2 separate regions of the Homo sapiens genome follow, and region 2 is linked to region 1. The links are chromatin loops, found by intact Hi-C in ENCODE. Cell type or tissue: dorsolateral prefrontal cortex. All regions are shown on one strand. Links, peaks and the distances in the headings refer to the core of each region. The heading gives the core; the rest is flanking DNA. Region 1 overlaps TAFA5 (TAFA chemokine like family member 5). Region 2 overlaps TAFA5 (TAFA chemokine like family member 5).

Region 1 (8,322 bases), core at 158-8,157:
GAAAAGCCACTTGCTCTGATAAGCTCCCAGAACAACCTTGACTCATTTTCTGCCAAACACTGCCTTGTGCCTTCCATGCATGTCCTGCCAGAGCTGGCTGTGGGGCAGGTGAGCCCCAAACAGGGAGCCCCCTCTCCAGGCCTCAGCACACCCCCAGGAGTCTGTGAAGCTCTGTGTCCTTCCCCCCAAATGATAAAGCTGAGCCAGTCTGACAGCATGTGGGAAACGTCCCCCAGCAAGGTGCCCGGACTCACGGCCTCACCAGCCCAACTGCCCAGGAGGAAAAGAATGTCATTGGACTCCTTCAAATGATGGTGTGAGCCACCCAGAGCAGAGGACTCCCTCTCCAAGACCAGCTGCCCCCCTGCCCAGCCCCCGGAAGTCTTTCTGCTGCAGGGCAGCGCCCCCATGGGGAGGGCTCCCTAAGCACGGCTGGATTAAGAATGGACCTTTGCTAAACAGAATTATCCCAATCTCATGGAAACACATGCACCTAAGATAAAGTGCTGGGAGAACAAACCCCCAGGACGCCACCCTGGGTTATCTCTGAGCCACAAGATAAGGTGGCCTGGCCCACTCTGCCAGCCGAGGGAGTGTCACCTGGATGGCCTCCAGTCCAGCCCGCACCCCTAAAGCTCGGTGGAGCCAAATCTCACTCTGTTGTCTCTCAGAAGTGCCCACTCGATCGCTGGTACCAGAAATGAAGAGTGAGCAACTGGGTGTTGAGTTCTGGGGTGGAACCTGGGTTAGGCATGATACAGAGAGCAGGGTCCCAGCCTGGCTTATGGAGCCCACCTGAGTGTGAGTGTGTGGTCCTGGGTGACAATCCTGAGCTGGCTCGGCACCCCACACACTCGGGGTCCTGTGGTGCTGGTGTGTCGTGGGGATGGGCTCCTTCCCAGAGTGTAACAGACAAAAGCCACCTGACGTCTGAGGAGCTGATGGGGGTGCGAGTGTCATCTAACATCACCATGGGGACAATGGCACTTGGGACTTTTAGAGCTTCTCCCGTGTTCGAAAACACTTTCTTTTTCATCTGAGAACCTCAAAATGATGGAAGCAAAAGTAGATCAAAAAATGACCACCTTCAGCAAATGCACGTCTATTTTCATCAATGAAACACTAATTTTGATTAAAGCATAGTCTTTTTGAAGATTCCGTTTGTAGCTGGATGGCAGCCCATGGCTGGAAACAGGAGAAAGTGCTGAGACAGACTGGGAAGCCTTTGGCTACCGGCTTCCACTGTCCCTGGCACTTTTGGTGATGCGTTTTGCTCTTTCCTCCATGTGGGGAGCCCTCGTCTCTAGGCTGTGGGTTCTGAAACCTTCCCAAGTTCACGAGTCCACATCTGCTCTGGCAAGGCCCGTCCACAATGTGCTTGGCGTAAAGCAAGAGGGACACCAGGCCAAAGGTATCTGCCCTCAGGGGCCCACGAGTCAGTGGCTTCCCATGCACCTGGCACCAGCCAGACTTTTCACAACTCACGTGTTCAGCAAATGCACACACCCCACCCATGCTCCCGAGGTCCTTCCCAGGGGCAGCAAGAACTCTTCTCTCTGGAAGCCCCTGCCTTCTCCAGCTCACAGACATGGCAGAGCCCTGGTAATGGGACAGACCTCCTCACACAGGCAGCTCAGAGGAGCCACCCGCTGCCTCCCGACACAGCCACAGAACCCCGAAAATGAGCCAACAAGACTCACAGATGACTGCATGGAAGAGCATGGGAAGGTCCCGCGTGGATCTGGGACCCACATCCTTCCACCTCTGCAGGGCAGGAGCCTAGAAGCATGAATTAGCACCAATAAATGAACATGAGTCCTATATGACCCGTTGGTGGTATTTAGCTACATTCTGGGATGTGCTATCAGGGAATGGAATGCTACAGAAGAGAAGCCATTTGAAAGCACAGCAAAAGTGTCTTTTCGAAATAGAGGCCACTCTTGGCCAGGTGCGGTGGTGGCTCATGCCTGTAATCTCAGCATTTTGGGAGACCGAGGGGGGCGGATCACCTGAGGTCAGGAGTTTGAAATCAGCCCGGCCAACATGGCAAAACCACGTCTCTTCTAAAAATACAAAAATTAGCCAGGTGTGGTGGCGGGCGCCTGTAGTCTCAGCTACTCGGGAGGCTGAGGCAGGAGAATCACTGGAACCTGGGAGGTGGAGGCTGCAGTGAGCCGAGATCACACCACTTCACTCCAGGCTGGGAGACAGAGTCGGACTCCATCTCAAAAAAAAAAAAAAAAAAATTCCAAAGAGAGGCCACTCCCAAGTCAGAGCAGCAGAGTCCAAAACATTAGAAGTCTTGGAGCCATTAACACTGTAACTGCTGCAAAAGCCTAAGACAAAAGTACTCCCAGCTCCCCCAGAAATGCAGCACCAAGGCATCGGGCCCCAGGCATGCTTTAGAACAATGTGCCTCAACAGGTAATAAAACCAAATACACAGGAGATACTGAAATGACAACAAATTAGGTTCTCTCCCAGTCCAATCCCATTGTATGTTAATCTCAGACCATCGGCCTCAACAAAGCTCCAAGCAGATTTGTTTGCAGGTCAACCAGGACAGGCAGACTCCTCAGTCTTCTTGTTATCCAATGGATTTTTAAAAAGAAATAAGTAAATTCTGAGATGTTCATTGTCATAAAACTGGTATCTATTTTTCTAAAACATCAGGTGAAAACCGTCATGGTAGAGACAGCGGGTGGGCCACAGGCTGGCAGCAATGACATTGGGAGAACCCACACAGACAGTATTCACCGGCCCCTCCAGCTTTAAGTTCAAAACCTGAAGACCAGGCAGGCGGCATGGGGCGGAATGGATGGGGTGCCCTGAAGTGACCGCACACCCCATCTCTGCAACTCCTCCATTCTGCCTGCTGTTTCAGAAGACCATTCTGGGGACGTCAGTAAGCCTGGGTGCTAGTGGGTCTGGGTGTAGTGGGGACAGATGCACCCTCCGGGGCACAGAGAGGGGCTGAGAAGAGCGGCCACACTCAGCGGCCTGGCTCAGCCCTCACTCCGCCACACCCCTGGGGCCTCCAGGGGACAGGAAAGGAGATGCTGGTACACTCCTGGGCTGTGTCTCAGTCCCAGTTCCCATTACTGCATCCCATCAGATTCCCTGGGGCCCGTGAGGCCTGGGAGGTCAGCAGAACTCAGCCTTCCGAGCCCTTCCCACCTGTGTCCTCATCCCTCCTCTATCTCTCCCCGGGCACCCCCGACTACCTCTCCCCAGGCACCCCCGACTGCCCCTTCCCTTGGAGAGATGGGCCAGGACCAGGAAGGCGTCCAGGAGGGAAGCAGAGGCCGTCACCCGAGTTCACGCCGCCAGCCTCTGCAGCACACCGCCCGGGTGCTGGAGCCTGTCTCCAGGACAGAACGCCCAGACGCGAGGGCGGGAAAATGCACCAAAAACCAAAAGGCCAACGGGCCTTAGGTTTGCTCAGAGCAGGTTGGGGAGTCAGGCCTGGGCACACTGAAGGCCTCGGGGGCTGACTCAAGGTGCCCGGTGCCCGGGAGAGAAGGCCTCACTCCAATCAATCCATGCATTCAGGCCACAGCTCCTCAAGGCTTTGGAGCACGAGCCAGTCTTGTGGCAGCGCGGAGGGAGGGGCTCACCACGGTGGAGGCAAAGCCACTCACAGCCCGAGAAAGGCAGTGGCTCAGAATGTCTGGTGGCGGGGGAAGGGTGGGGGTGACAAGGAAGGCAGGGCCAGAAGCCCTGGGAAGGCCTGGTTGACCAGTTTGGAGGTGACAGGGACACAGTGGCCATGCCCATGGAAGGGGCCTTGGGCAGTCAGCGGGAGATGACCTTGAGGCTGACCTTCAAAGATGCGTCCCTGACAGGACCCCAAGCATGCCCCAGCTCCTCCCGTTAGCTTCTTCCATGGCAAACAGCACACATACCAAGCACCAGCCCTACCCGAGCAGGGCCAGGCCCATCCCCACCTCCTGAGTCCCCCAGCCCTGTCTGTGTGCATCCAGGAACCCGAGGCGGCGACGGCAGGCTGGGTTCTGGGACACAGTGCGATGTCAGCCAGTCCCCCAGTGCTACTACGAGCTAGATACTGGTGACTCACTTCCCAATTAGCCACGTCGTCACGGGAAGCGCAAGTCAGGCCTGCTAAGTATGCGTGTTTCACAGGGTTTACTCTCCAGCTCAGCCGAGAAGAGGCGGACAGCACAGCCCGCCTGCGGGCCCGGCGCCTTCCACACCCCCTTCCTCCTCAGCAGCATCGGGGCTGCTCTACCCAAGGAGGCCGGCACGCACTGTGTGCTCAGGGACACCTGGTCACCCGTCTGTGCAAGCTCACTTTGCTCCACAGTGGCCCAAGTGACCCGTCCCCTATTTGAAAACACACTAGAGGTGTTTGTCGAGCAATGTTTCAACTTCATTGTGTGAATTACAAGCAAAATCCCATCAGTCCCTTAGCCCGTGAAGCTGAAGCCAAAAGCAAACAAGCATCACTTTAAGCTGTTGTTGGTCAGGGACAGGGGAGTGGGGTCAGGGCCCAGACGAGCCTGCCATCTGCATTATGGGGCCTTGGAGTCTGAGGCTGGGATCGCTGATACAGAACTGTACAACCCTGCCGCGTCACCTCCGTTTTTATCATCCTAAAATTGAGGGTCTGGAAGACAATGAGCACCATCAATTTCGGGCTGGAAAACTGAGGCCCAAAGAGGAAAAGCCTTAACCTCCCCTCATCTTACCAAGCAAAGGGGTCTCTGAGAATTGCTGAATTTGAAGGGAACAGAAGGTGGCTTTGGTTTAAGACACATGGAGTCTGAGGATACAAAGGGAGGTGCGGTTCCAGCTGACCAGATCTGGAGCTGCAGGCAGACTCACGGGTGTGTGTGTGTTGGGAGTGCTGTCTAACACCCCGGAACGCACATTTGCACCACATAACAGAAGCACACTCCACGCCCCAGCCCACCACATGCACGACAAGGGGACCCGGGAGGGAAGGTCCGCCTTGCCCTAAAAAGAGGGGAGGAAGACGGCCCTGGAAACAGGAAAGTCCTGACTCAGCAACAAAGGTTGGGGGTGGCAGAGGTCGCCCCAGGCAGGAGGCTGCCCACAGGATGAGAATAGCCTGCCTGGAGGCAGCATCCAGTGTAGAGTGGAGCTGAGTGTTCTACCAGCACAGGCCGGCTGACCCCGGCGCCACCCCCCTGCGGAGGGCCCTACTGAGCCTGAGCTCAGCCAGGGACCAGGAACCAGGGACCAGAGTCAGGGGAGCCGGCTAGAACAGAAGGGCACGTCGGTGCTAGGCTGGGGGAGGCGCAGAGATGGACATAAAGCAAACTCTAGGCAACCAAGGGTCCCACCAGCAGAGCAGAACTTCCTGGGGAGAAATCCACTTAGGAAATGCGGGCTGTAGACACCACAGAAATCTCCAAAAATCACACTTGGGGACTCAGCCACCTCCTGGAAAGGCAGGCGTAATGAAACAAGCAGGAAGATGAGGGGAAAGGCTGATGGGCGCCGCCGTCGGTGCGGGAGTGTTTGATTGCCTCTAAATGGCTTCATCACCATCGGCAGCACGGTTACATGTGAAATGCGGAGAAATTAAGACAGAGAAGAGATTGCAAGCAACTGGTGAACCCTGCGCTGATTCCAAGCTCTGGAAACAGAAGTGTGTGGAAACGTGCAGAGACACCTCCCTCCCGGCAGACAGCCTTTCCAGCAGCTCCGCCGGTCTGGGAGGGGCTGCACTGAGCCTGCAGGAGCTGTCTCTGCACAGAGAAACAGTCACGGGAGGCAAGGGACACGCACGGGACGGGGACTTGGGCTGAACTTCCTCAGACCCCCACGCTGGCCCGTCCAGCTGCAGAAGTGGAGAAACCCAGAAACTGTAAGATTGCCACCCTGCTGGTATTGAGTCCACACCAGGAAATACCAGCACAAGTGTGCTTGCTGGGGCCACAGACAAGGTATAGGTGCGCTAGAGCAGGGCTTCCAGTGGGCTGATTGTCCCAGGGTCAGGCGGCAAGGTCCAGAGACATCTTTGGTTGTCACAACTGGGAGGAGGGGCCCCTGGCATCAAGTGGGGGGTGGCCGGGGTGCTCGCAAAGCCCCGCCATGTACAGGCAGACCCCTGCCACAGAGCATGGCCCAGCTCTAAATGACCCCAGTGCTGCCCTGAGAAACCCTGAACTGGGAGAAATTGGAACAAGTGCAACTTTAACGAGAACAAAGATTGGGGAGCTGTCACTGCAGAAGTCCAGAAAAAGAGGCCAAAAGGAGGGTTTGAGTTTTCCACTCTAGCAACGAGAAAAGTCCTACTAAATATACCTACCAATTCTGAGCTCTTCCCAGGTATTCCACATATTATTATTATTAATCAAACTGTTAGAACCAAAGATATCTTTGGAATCCAGGAGACTTAGTTTGCAAGAGGACAGCAGCCCTCCAGCCCCTGCCTCTTCAGCCCCACCCCTAGGCTTGCAGCCACTCCTACCCTCAGCCCACTCTTCAGCCCCGCCTCCAGGTGGGCCCCACCCCACTCTTCAGCCCCGCCTTCAGGCCCCCAGCCCTGCCCCTTCAGCCCCGCCCCCAGGCTTGCAGCCCCACCCCTAGGCTTGCAGCCTCTCCTACCCTCAGCCCACTCTTCAGCCCCGCCTCCAGGTGGGCCCCACCCCACTCTTCAGCCCCGCCTTCAGGCCCCCAGCCCTGCCCCTTCAGCCCCGCCCCCAGGCTTGCAGCCCCACCCCTAGGCTTGCAGCCTCTCCTACCCTCAGCCCACTCTTCAGCCCCGCCTCCAGGTGGGCCCCACCCCACTCTTCAGCCCCGCCTCCAGGTGGGCCCCACCCCACTCTTCAGCCCCGCCTCCAGGTGGGCCCCACCCCACCCTTCAGCCCCGCCTCCAGGCCTCCAAACCTGCCCCTGCCCTCAGCCCCGCCCCCAGGCCTCCAGCCCCGCCCCCAGGATTCCAGCTACTCCTCTGACCCTCAGCCCCGCCCCCAGGCCTCAGCCCCGCCCCCAGGATTCCAGCTACTCCTCTGACCCTCAGCCCCGCCCCCAGGCCTCCAGCCCCGCCCCCAGGATTCCAGCTACTCCTCTGACCCTCAGCCCCGCCCCCAGGCCTCAGCCCCGCCCCCAGGATTCCAGCTACTCCTCTGACCCTCAGCCCCGCCCCCAGGCCTCCAGCCCCGCCCCCAGGATTCCAGCTACTCCTCTGACCCTCAGCCCCGCCCCCAGGCCTCAGCCCCGCCCCCAGGATTCCAGCTACTCCTCTGACCCTCAGCCCCGCCCCCAGGCCTCAGCCCCGCCCCCAGGCCTAAACCCAGACTGATGACCCCTGGCCACTGGACACTCCAGTCTTGTCTTTCAAGCTTCTTGGCTGCGCTGAGGCGGAAATGCCGTCTTTTCTAGAGCTGTTCTACGAGTGCAGAAACAGGGGCAAGGGGCTGGCCCAGAAACCAGCAGCGAGGCTGCGGAGCATCCCTGAAGATGGAAGAACCCTGCCGGGCCCCGTGGGACCGCAGGCCCCGGCTTCTCCTCCCTGCGTCCTCCCTCCACCCAGGGCAAGGTCCGCCCATACGGGAAGGAGGGAGGCGCGGCCTGGAACACCGCAGGCGGGGGCGGAACGGGGCCATGGTCCCTGGCAGGGCTGATTTCCATGGATGGGCCACTGCTGGGGAGCCCCGAGCCCGTGGGGAGTGGAGCTGGCACCGGGAGGAAGCCCAGACCTGGAGTCAGGCAGGCAGGCCTGCAGTCCCTGTGCGGGACCAGCCCCACCGCTCCCCATAAGGAGGGGGCCTCCAGTCCAGCAGCTCCTCCCCTGGTGGCTGGGAGGTGAGGGGGCGCCAAGCCTCTTTCTGGAAGGTGAAATGCAAGCACAGCAGCCTGTTACTGTGTTAGTGGTATTGCTTTCTCTGTATTTTCTTTCCTATATTCATTCAGAGATCCTGAACCAAGCATGAAGATGCTGTGGGCGACAGATTCCTGCATGTGCCTTTAGGTGGCACAGCCTACGCCGTTAACCCCCAGGAAACCAGGGCCCCTGATGGCTGGACCACCCCGCCTGCCCTTCACAACTCTCCCTGCGGTGCACCTGCAAACCAGGACCACACAGCGCCCTAAACGAGCAGGCAGTCCCAGCAGAGGTAGAGCCAGACCCCTCTGTGCCCAGCTCTGGGTGGAGTGGGTGACGTCAGAAGACATCGCCTACCACAAGTGGGCCCTCCTCTGTCCCCCACAGCTGGTCAGGCGTCCCTGACTCCCCTGGCTCCTCTGCCTGCAGGGTTGACATCATTGTATAGAAGGGTTTCCACATCCACGTGACCTTCTGGAGCTTCAGCCCACTGAGAGCTGGGAGGTT
Region 2 (8,322 bases), core at 269-8,268, 52 kb before region 1:
TGTCTGCTGCAGTCACTGCCCCGCCACACCTGTGTGATGTGTGCCCTGCAGACCAGAGCCCCCAGGGACACGAATCCCCTGCTGCCCCAGCGCCTCTTCGGGACACCCCACTTTCCTTTCAAAAATCAAAGGTCTTCCAACATGGGCCTGCCAAGAAGCTTCTCTTCCAGATGAATACAGATGGCAGAGGCTGATTTAAATAAATCTATTAATTATGTGCAGCTTAGCACGCGTGCATATGTGTGTAAGCTGCAGCTCCTAAATAATGTAATTCCGGGAGCCTCTGCATCTATTACATTTAATTGCTTCTCCCTGTGGTGCGCAGGATGGAGATGCAGCCACAACCTCACTAGGTCCCCGGAGCTTGGCAAACCCCAGAGGGGCTGCTCTGCAGGAGGGGCTGACCACAGGGGGCTCTGGGGATGCAGGGCCAGTGAGCACTTGCTGTGAGGGACCCGCCTCTTCTCACAGTCCCCTGGGAGCCTCCCCAGGACAAATTCTTCTCCTCTGCCTGTGATGCCCTCTGTGCCATTGGTCTCGGGTGACATCACCTCCCATCAGTGGCCCAGGAGTTTGATGAGACCACCAATCCCTACTATCCCCCTCCCGGAGTGGGGTTCAGCGTTTAGGGTCTTAGCCTGGTCCATGAATCCCAAAGTCATCAGAAGACTCTGCCCACAGGACAGGACACCTCCAGGGAGGGAGCTAGAACAAGAAGAGGGCCCTGGCTGGGGCAGGGGAGCAGGTGGCAGGGCCTCCACCCCTCACAAGCACCACCCAAGGCCAGGCCCAGCCCCTCCCAGGTCTGTGTACTTGAAGCAGCTGTTCCTTGAGAGATGGCTTGGCAGCCTCCAGCCAGCGGCCACAGCGCCCCCATCCCCACCCCCGTATCTTGCCCGATGCCCTCGGGTAGGTCTCCTGGACCAGCTTCCTGGGCTCCTGTCTCAGGGGATCGGACAAGGTCCCCTCTTCCCTGGGCCTTGCTGATGACGGGGTCACCTGGCTGCAGGAGGCCACAGACCACGGGGTGCCCGTGGCGTGGGGGGTGCACCCCAGGCCACTTCCAGCAGCTTCTCAGTGTTCAGTGGGTTTGCGGATTTTTGTTGTTGTTTTTGCCTTGTCTCCCTCTCTCCCTCTTCCCATAAAGATCCGCACTTCTGAAGACACAGACACGCTTGGAGACCTACGTTGTCAGAGTGAGAGTCAGGAAAAGCCACAGGAATGAGCTGGGAGCCCACGTCCTCCATCAGGGAGCAGCCGCCCTCCCCGGAAATCCCTCGCAGGACACGGTCTGAGCACCAGGGCTGAGCTCCGCTTGCTCTGCTGGTGAGACAGGGGATTGCTCTGAGAGCGAAAGGGAGGAGGGAGGAGAATGCCCAGGCACCTGGGAAGCCGGTCGTGCCGCTTAGGAAGAGCGCTGAGCCCACCGCCAGCCCCATGCCACCAGCCAGTATCCATTCATTCCTTCATTCATTCATCCATCCTCCCTCCCTTCACTCGGCATCCACGGAGCCCCTGTGTGCCAGGCCCTGGGCTGTTTGCTAAGAGACAGTGGTGGGTGGGGCAGGGACAGGTGTCCAGGACTGGGTGGCCCTGCAGTGGGAGTCGTCTGACCTCCTGCTGCCATGACAGCCACTGGAACAGCCTTCTCTTGTCTCCACCATCGGAGATCTCAGAGCCCCAGCCTCAGGGGCTACATTGCCACCCTGGGCCCCCGCCCAGGGACTCCCGAGGACACAGCTTGAAGAGGCTCGTAGGACCCCCTCTCAGGACCACTATGGGGAGAGGAAGCACCTGACCATGAGTGTCCCACTGTCTCTGCAGAGACACTCCTGCAAGCTCTGACACTCGGGGAAAGAGAGACCCACATCTTTGTAAAAACCAGCAGGCTCTTGAGAGGATTATAGGTCTGCAGAGAATCTTAGCATTTCATAATTTTTAAATTATATTCCAGACACCCAGGAAATTTTGAAATAATAATAATTTGGAGGTCTAATCTGTTAAAACAATAGCTTTTAATATTCATTTGTTACTGGCAATAAATGGCTGTAATAACCTGATGATGAAGCTGCTGTGACCTCCGCTGAACCTCAGCAATCTCATTTGCATTCTCATTAAAATGACAGTTTCAGTCTCATTCTTTGAAATCCATAATACCCTCCTTTCCAGAATTTCCAAAGCCTCCCTAAAGAGTAATTAACTCATGTGATTAAAAATGTAATATGTTGGGAACATTTTTTTACTTTATGAAGGTACCAGGTTAAAAGTTTTAATATGCACTGTATTAATCGTAAATCATTTTGATTTTTAAAAAACCCTTACAGAAAGAGAAGTAAATGGGAAAGCTTCATTGTCAATGTTGGATTATGATAATTTCCTTCCTATCCTAATTTTTATTAATGGAAAAAAAATGACGGCCTAAACTAGCCCGTCAAACTTCTGCACCTTCAAAGTCGAAGCCCAGACACCCGGGAGCATTTCCCTGGGGACATTTTTGCCGGGAGCCCTTTCAGAAAGTCTCCAGCCTCTTCCTCCCGATCCTTCAAAGGCTCTCCACAGCCTCATCTCTTCCCTGAGCCCAGGCGGGAGCTGAGCTCTTCTGAGCGGCCGCCCGAGGACCTGGGTTCTGGAAGCGGGAGCAGGATAAAAAGGAAGCCTGTGGTTTGTACCTCATTTGTCGCTTTGGGGGAATTTCCGTATCTTCTTTGATGCTCCCATTCAGTGGCCTGGACAAGCACAGTGTCCACGCTTGGCCAGGACGGAGGCCAAGAGCTGGGCAGGTGGACGGTGATCACCTAATGAGCATCAAACAGCCTCCACTGTCAAGTTCTCGGTTGGATTCCAGGGGCCTTGACAAGCCCTCCCAGCAAAAAGAGGCCACAGGCTGAACAGACGAGGACCGGGCATGCCAGGGCTGCACCCCAGGTCAGGCAGACAGGGAGGGCACCACCAGCCCGGAGAGAGAGCCGTGGGAGGCAGACGGGCCTGCACCACGGCAGGCATGGAGGTATGCTCAGAGACACTGTAGGAACCTTCCAGAACACTGTCTGGGCCCCGGGTGGGGGACAGAGTCAAGGACAGTGGTGCCTGGTGATCTGTCCCCTCCCAGCCCTGCCCCAGGACTCATCCCTGGGACGCCTCCTCACCCTCTCCCACCATCCTGTCCCTGGTGCAGGTCTCCCCATGACCCCATCCTCCTCCTGGGTGTCCAGTGCATGCGGCCAGGGAAGCCTGCATCCTGCTTCCCTCCCTCCATCCTATTCCCTCTGGCCCGGGCGCCTCCGGGCAATCTGTCCTTGGTCAGGGTACTGGGCATGCAGCCAGGAACAGAGCTGAGACCGACCCGTGTCTGTGGGGGCACATGGAGGGCACAGGAACCACTGTCCATCGCACAGAGCCAGGGCATGGGGGCCTCCACGGAGACATAGTGAGCCAGGCAGGAGGGGCACAGAGCGGGGGGCCTGTGGAGTCAAGGTGGTCCAGGAGGGCTCCCCTGACGAGGCGGCATTTGGGCATCTGAGGGAAGCTGGGATCACACAAGTCAGGAGGATGTCTAGAGAGGAAGCTTCCAGAGGAAGGCAACAGCAGGGTCTGAGCTGAGCCCGTGCTGGGTGTGGTGGTGGGAGATGAGGGGTGGGCTCTCGGGGTGAAAGATGCATGAATGAATGAGCAGTAGGCAGACCAATCTCTGCCTGTGACCAGGTGGTTGGGGACGAGCCCCCCTCAGATCAGCCCCAGGTCTGAGTCTCTGGGGTATTCTGCAGGGAATGCAGACAGGGCCGTCACAACAGTGGGAAACCAGGGGCTCAGCACCCAGGGCTGGCTCTGGGCCTCCTCCCTCGGGGTGAGCCCTGGAAGCCCCATATAGGTGCAATCCCAGCTGCCCCTCCTCTTCCCTGGGAGCCTGGCCGGGCCCCTCGGAGGATGATAAATGTTTATTTAAGGTTTTTCCAGTTGTCAGTATGATAAACGGACCCTTGACAAAATCAATGAATCAAGTAAGCTGAGCTAATCTACAGGGGCCCCTCTGGAAGGGGTCTCCCACCCTGCCCGCAACTCCGAGCCCTGCGACGGGGGTTCTAGATGATCGATCCATTTAGGCAGAGCTGGGCATGGGCGTGGGTTCCGCCGGGCTGTGAAGTCTCCATGTCCTGACCCAAGGAGAGCAGGCTGCCCACCTCGTGGCCTGCAGGACCCCGAGAGAGGATGTACACGCTCATAAGGGCTTCCCACAGCAGGCAGCGCTGACAGAGTCAGCCAGCAGCTACATCAGCAGAGGGATTTGTTTCCTAAACGGGACCCCCTGAGAAGGTTTCCTGAGGGCTTCAGCCCATCAGACTTCTGCCACTGCCTCCAGGAAGCCCTCCTCCCTGCCCAGAGCCCAACTCCTGGGTGACAGCAGCCAGGCACCAGGACACCAGCAAGCAAAGGCAGCTGGCCCACAGGAGGCAAGTGTGGACCCTTCTCCACAGCAGAAGAGCCATGTGAGGTCCGCTGTGACTGGTGACTCCTTGGGAGGGGCTCTCTGGTGGTCCCCGGGAGCCCACACAAGGAGGGCTCACAGTGCACAGGCTGCAGCCACACAGCCACAGTGACAGAGCACAGCAGAGGGAGCACTGGAGGACGCTTCCTGCCGGGAGGACAGTCAGAGCTGAACGGCCATCGCAGGGCGTGGGGCCAGCACTGCCTTCCCGCAGGAGCCCGTGCTCTCAATCAGTTTTCCACAGGGCTCCCAACTCCCACCAGGGGCTCAGAGGCTATTCATTTGATCTCACACCTCTGTTACCAACAGCGGCCACACCCACACTTGCCATGGGAAAGCGCGGGGCAGCAGGTGGGTCCTGGGCCAGCCAGGGGAGCGGGCGGGGCAGAGGTGCGGCTCTCCTGGAGAAGGGTCTTTGGGGAGGCGAGAGAAGGCAGCACTTGTCACAGAGTTTCCTTAGCCCCCGTCTCCCCTCCTGCACCTGCTTCCATCACTGCTGCAGACCACGAGAAGGGTGGGTGCCAGAACCCTGCCCCCCTTAGGACCCCATGCACATCGTCACAGGCCCCTCAAGAAAACACTTGCGACAGACCCCAACAGGTCTATATTTAGAGCTGAACTTTAAGCCAAATATCAAGGAGTTCTGGAGCGGAATTCTTGATGGGCTGGGCCCCTTAGTGTGTGCCTGGAAAACCAGCGAGCCGCCATCACCTGGTCCCATCCTGCTCATGCAGCTCCTCCAGTTCTTGCAAGCTTTTCATGGACAGTGGCCTTGCCCAGGAGGTGAGAGGAGAGGATACGGGTCTGCTGTTGACACTGGGGCTAGACGGGGCTGGCACCTGCCAAGACTATGCCAGGCGTCTGGGTCAGAGCCGAGCCGCCCAGCCCTCGGCTGGTGTTTTCCTCCCCGAGCTCAGACGCACTGACCTGGGGGGCTCCCTGCCTTCCAGGGTGCTGCAGGCCCAGCCTTGTCCAGGTCAGGGTCAGGGGCCCTGGGAGCCCAGGCTGAGGGGTCTTCAGCATGGCTGTGCTGTCAGAGGCCACATTCATGCTGTGCCTGCCTCCTGCTCACTGAGACACCACAGGGAGGGACCTCACCCCGTGCCCCAGAGGGGCACGGAGGACTTTGCATGATGTTCCCCAGGGGTGCCCTCAGAGCAGCCCTGGGGGAGAGGGGACACCACAGCAGCCCATCTTATGATGTCCAAATCAGGACCAGGGCCCTCAGAGCAGCCCTGGTGGGGAGGGGACACCACAGCAGCCCATCTTACGATGCCCCAAGCAGGACTAGGAATGTCTGCCTCACCCCCAGGTGACACAGGAACGAAAGGGATCCACATGGTCCCGGGCACGACTCAGGCCTGAATCCTGGAGGCACCGCTCTTTCCCGAGAACAAGAAGGTCAGAGAAAGCTTTCTGGAGCCCAGACACCCGTGGATCAGAGTAGGGGGCCCTGGATCAGGATGTACCTTGTCCGGACTCCACACCCAACCACTGTGTGGTCCCAGGCAAGCCACCTCACCTTGGAGCCGCAGGTTCCAACCTGCAAAGGGACCTTGGGAGGATCCAGCAGCATCAAGTGCGGAAGGCGATGGAACCTGCTAGGAACCGTGGGATGAGGGTAGGGGGCAGGGCATATCTGCTTTGATACAAGACACTCCTTCACACAATGCCGGCATTTCCCAGGGGCACCTGGCTCCGTGGGGGTCAAAGCCCTCACATCTGGTTCCATCCAGATGTGACCTCTTAGCTTACTCCCAGAGAGCCATCCAGGGTCCTGCTGGGCACCTCCGACCAGTCTGTGGGAAAGGTGCATGAGAGGCCCATGTGCCAGCCTGGAAGCCCTTGCCCTCTCATGGCGCTCCTGTCTGCATCTGGCCTCACCTGTGGCCTGCACTGACCCTGTTCTCCCAGGCCTACACCTTATCCCGGCCAGATGCGCCATCTGCCCAGGCCCTGGAGCCAAGCACTCAACTCCTGGAGCCTTCTCTAGCTCTAGGTAGGCTGTGTGTGGAAACAGGGCAGGGCCACCTCGGGTGGACACACACAGGCTGCTACACCCATGCCCAGCATACCCCAAAGTTCCCAGCTTCTGATACAGGCCAGCTTTGCCACATACGAGTCACTTAATGTTCTCAGTTACTGAAACACTCTGTGACTCGGTTTCTCTTTGAGAAGGAGAGGGATGTGACAGTACCTGACAGGGTGGCCTCAGGGATGAGTGCATCATTGCAAGGAAATCATTCGGACCTCGCCTGGTGCAGAGCAAGCTGGCAATGAACACCCAGGACCACAAGTCCAATTCCCGAGGGCGTCTGGCACTGCTAGCGGGGGACTTTGCCTGTTCATCCATCTCCGAACTTAGTCCTCAGACCTGGGCAGGGGCCCGTGCTTGTCCTCAATGTGCACAGTTGCCACAGCTCTGACAACCACTCCAGGCCACACAGCAGTTGGTGTGGAAGATGAAGCCCAACCCGGCACTGCCTGGTCCTGAAGCCCAAAGCCTGGCCCTGGCCCTGCCACACCATCAGGGGCAGTCATCTCCAAAAGCAGGATAGGCAGGACCACTGCAGTTTTACAGGAGCAGGTGGTCCCTTGGGAGGCACCTGCGCCTGCTTTTGCTGAGTCCCTGCATCCTGCTTGGTATTGTCATGGTGTCCCCTTCTCCAAATGCCACCACATGAATACCATGAATAAGATTTAAATTCAAATTAGGGCCACTTTCTGGAATGCATGCAGAATCATTTGCTGCACCAAAGTTCAGAAGAGCACGGATCCAGTACTAGCCACCCATCTCCCTGCTCAGTGCTGACCACCAGCTGCCTGGTGGCGAATGGATTCCATGTCCCTGAAGCTCATATTGTTCCGGGCATTTATTGATGGTCCAGGTAATTCAAACACGCTGATGAGCAGGTATCAACATCAGGCCTGGGCTGGAAGCCCTCTGTGTCTACACACTGCAGACTACTTGGCAATTAATTTTTTGGTGACTGTCTAAAGAGAATCAAGGCAGAGAAATGGGATCATGAATCCTGCCTTTGGCTGGAAGCGAGGCTCATTCCCTTTGAGAAAGGTGTGGTATGTGTTTACTCTTCCTATTTCTACTCAGGAGACAATGTATGATGAAACTGTGTCATTTCATGCCAATGAATTCACATTTTATGTGGGAAAACTCTTCTTTAGGTCAATCTGATCGCTATAAAGAACTTCTCTTTGGCCAAAAGGCTCTTCCAGCATGGGTGTGAAGGCTTCTTGTGATATAATTCCCAAAAAGACAATGAGTTCAGTGAAACCAAATGACTTTAGTCCAGCAGTGGGCCAAGCATTTAATAAGCACCTGCTGTATGCCAGGTAGTATAGGGAACTGGATTAAAGGGGCCAGGAGATAAGAGACTTCGGTTGTTAGGCGACTGTTGGGAAAACTCTCATGCACGCTCTCACCTGCGCTGATGCTGCGCTTGGCCATGTGGCCTGCTTTAGCCAGTGGGATTTTCATGACCTGGAGGGGCTGGCAGTGATGTGGTTCTGAGGCTGGGCCTGCCCCTGTGAAATGCAGCCCTGAACCCAACCCACCACCTGGAGCCCAGCCTGCCGAGAGCAGCAAAGCTCCCCCAGTCCACTCCCCTGCCCCAGAGCCTGGAGCCTGGGGTCCAGTCTGACCCCACTGTAGCTGACCCACAGACCCACGGTCAAAGCCACCACTGCTGACCCAGGGTCCCGAACAGCACTGTGAGGCCCGAGTTTCTGGTTTGTTCCAGAGACAGGCACCCAATCTCAAAAAATATATACTGGTTGGAAACACAAGCTCATGCTAAAAGGCATGGCAGGACGAGTCATCT

The links. Hi-C counts contacts between places; a loop is a spot of excess contacts. Peaks named below come from ENCODE experiments on the same cell type or tissue, not always from the same donor. Only the 100,000 strongest peaks of a DNase experiment are listed, where the experiment ranks them.
Region 2: it touches region 1 in a loop (4-fold over the local background); 1 of 110 quality-filtered maps calls a loop at or near these places.

The regions. Positions count from the first base shown.
Region 1 is chr22:48,496,445-48,504,766 of GRCh38, reverse strand. All of the region lies in intron 1 of TAFA5 (TAFA chemokine like family member 5), which reads right to left. Among named protein-coding and RNA genes, the nearest start is that of TAFA5, 11 kb to the right of the region's middle. RefSeq lists enhancers at 4,599-5,512, 7,079-7,938. In dorsolateral prefrontal cortex, for the core only: no CTCF peak of the experiment used is centred there; a DNase peak (open chromatin) is centred at 4,091; H3K27ac peaks cover 1,127 bases.
Region 2 is chr22:48,548,356-48,556,677 of GRCh38, reverse strand. All of the region lies in intron 1 of TAFA5 (TAFA chemokine like family member 5), which reads right to left. Among named protein-coding and RNA genes, the nearest start is that of TAFA5, 63 kb to the right of the region's middle. RefSeq lists an enhancer at 8,112-8,322. In dorsolateral prefrontal cortex, for the core only: no CTCF peak of the experiment used is centred there; no DNase peak of the experiment used is centred there.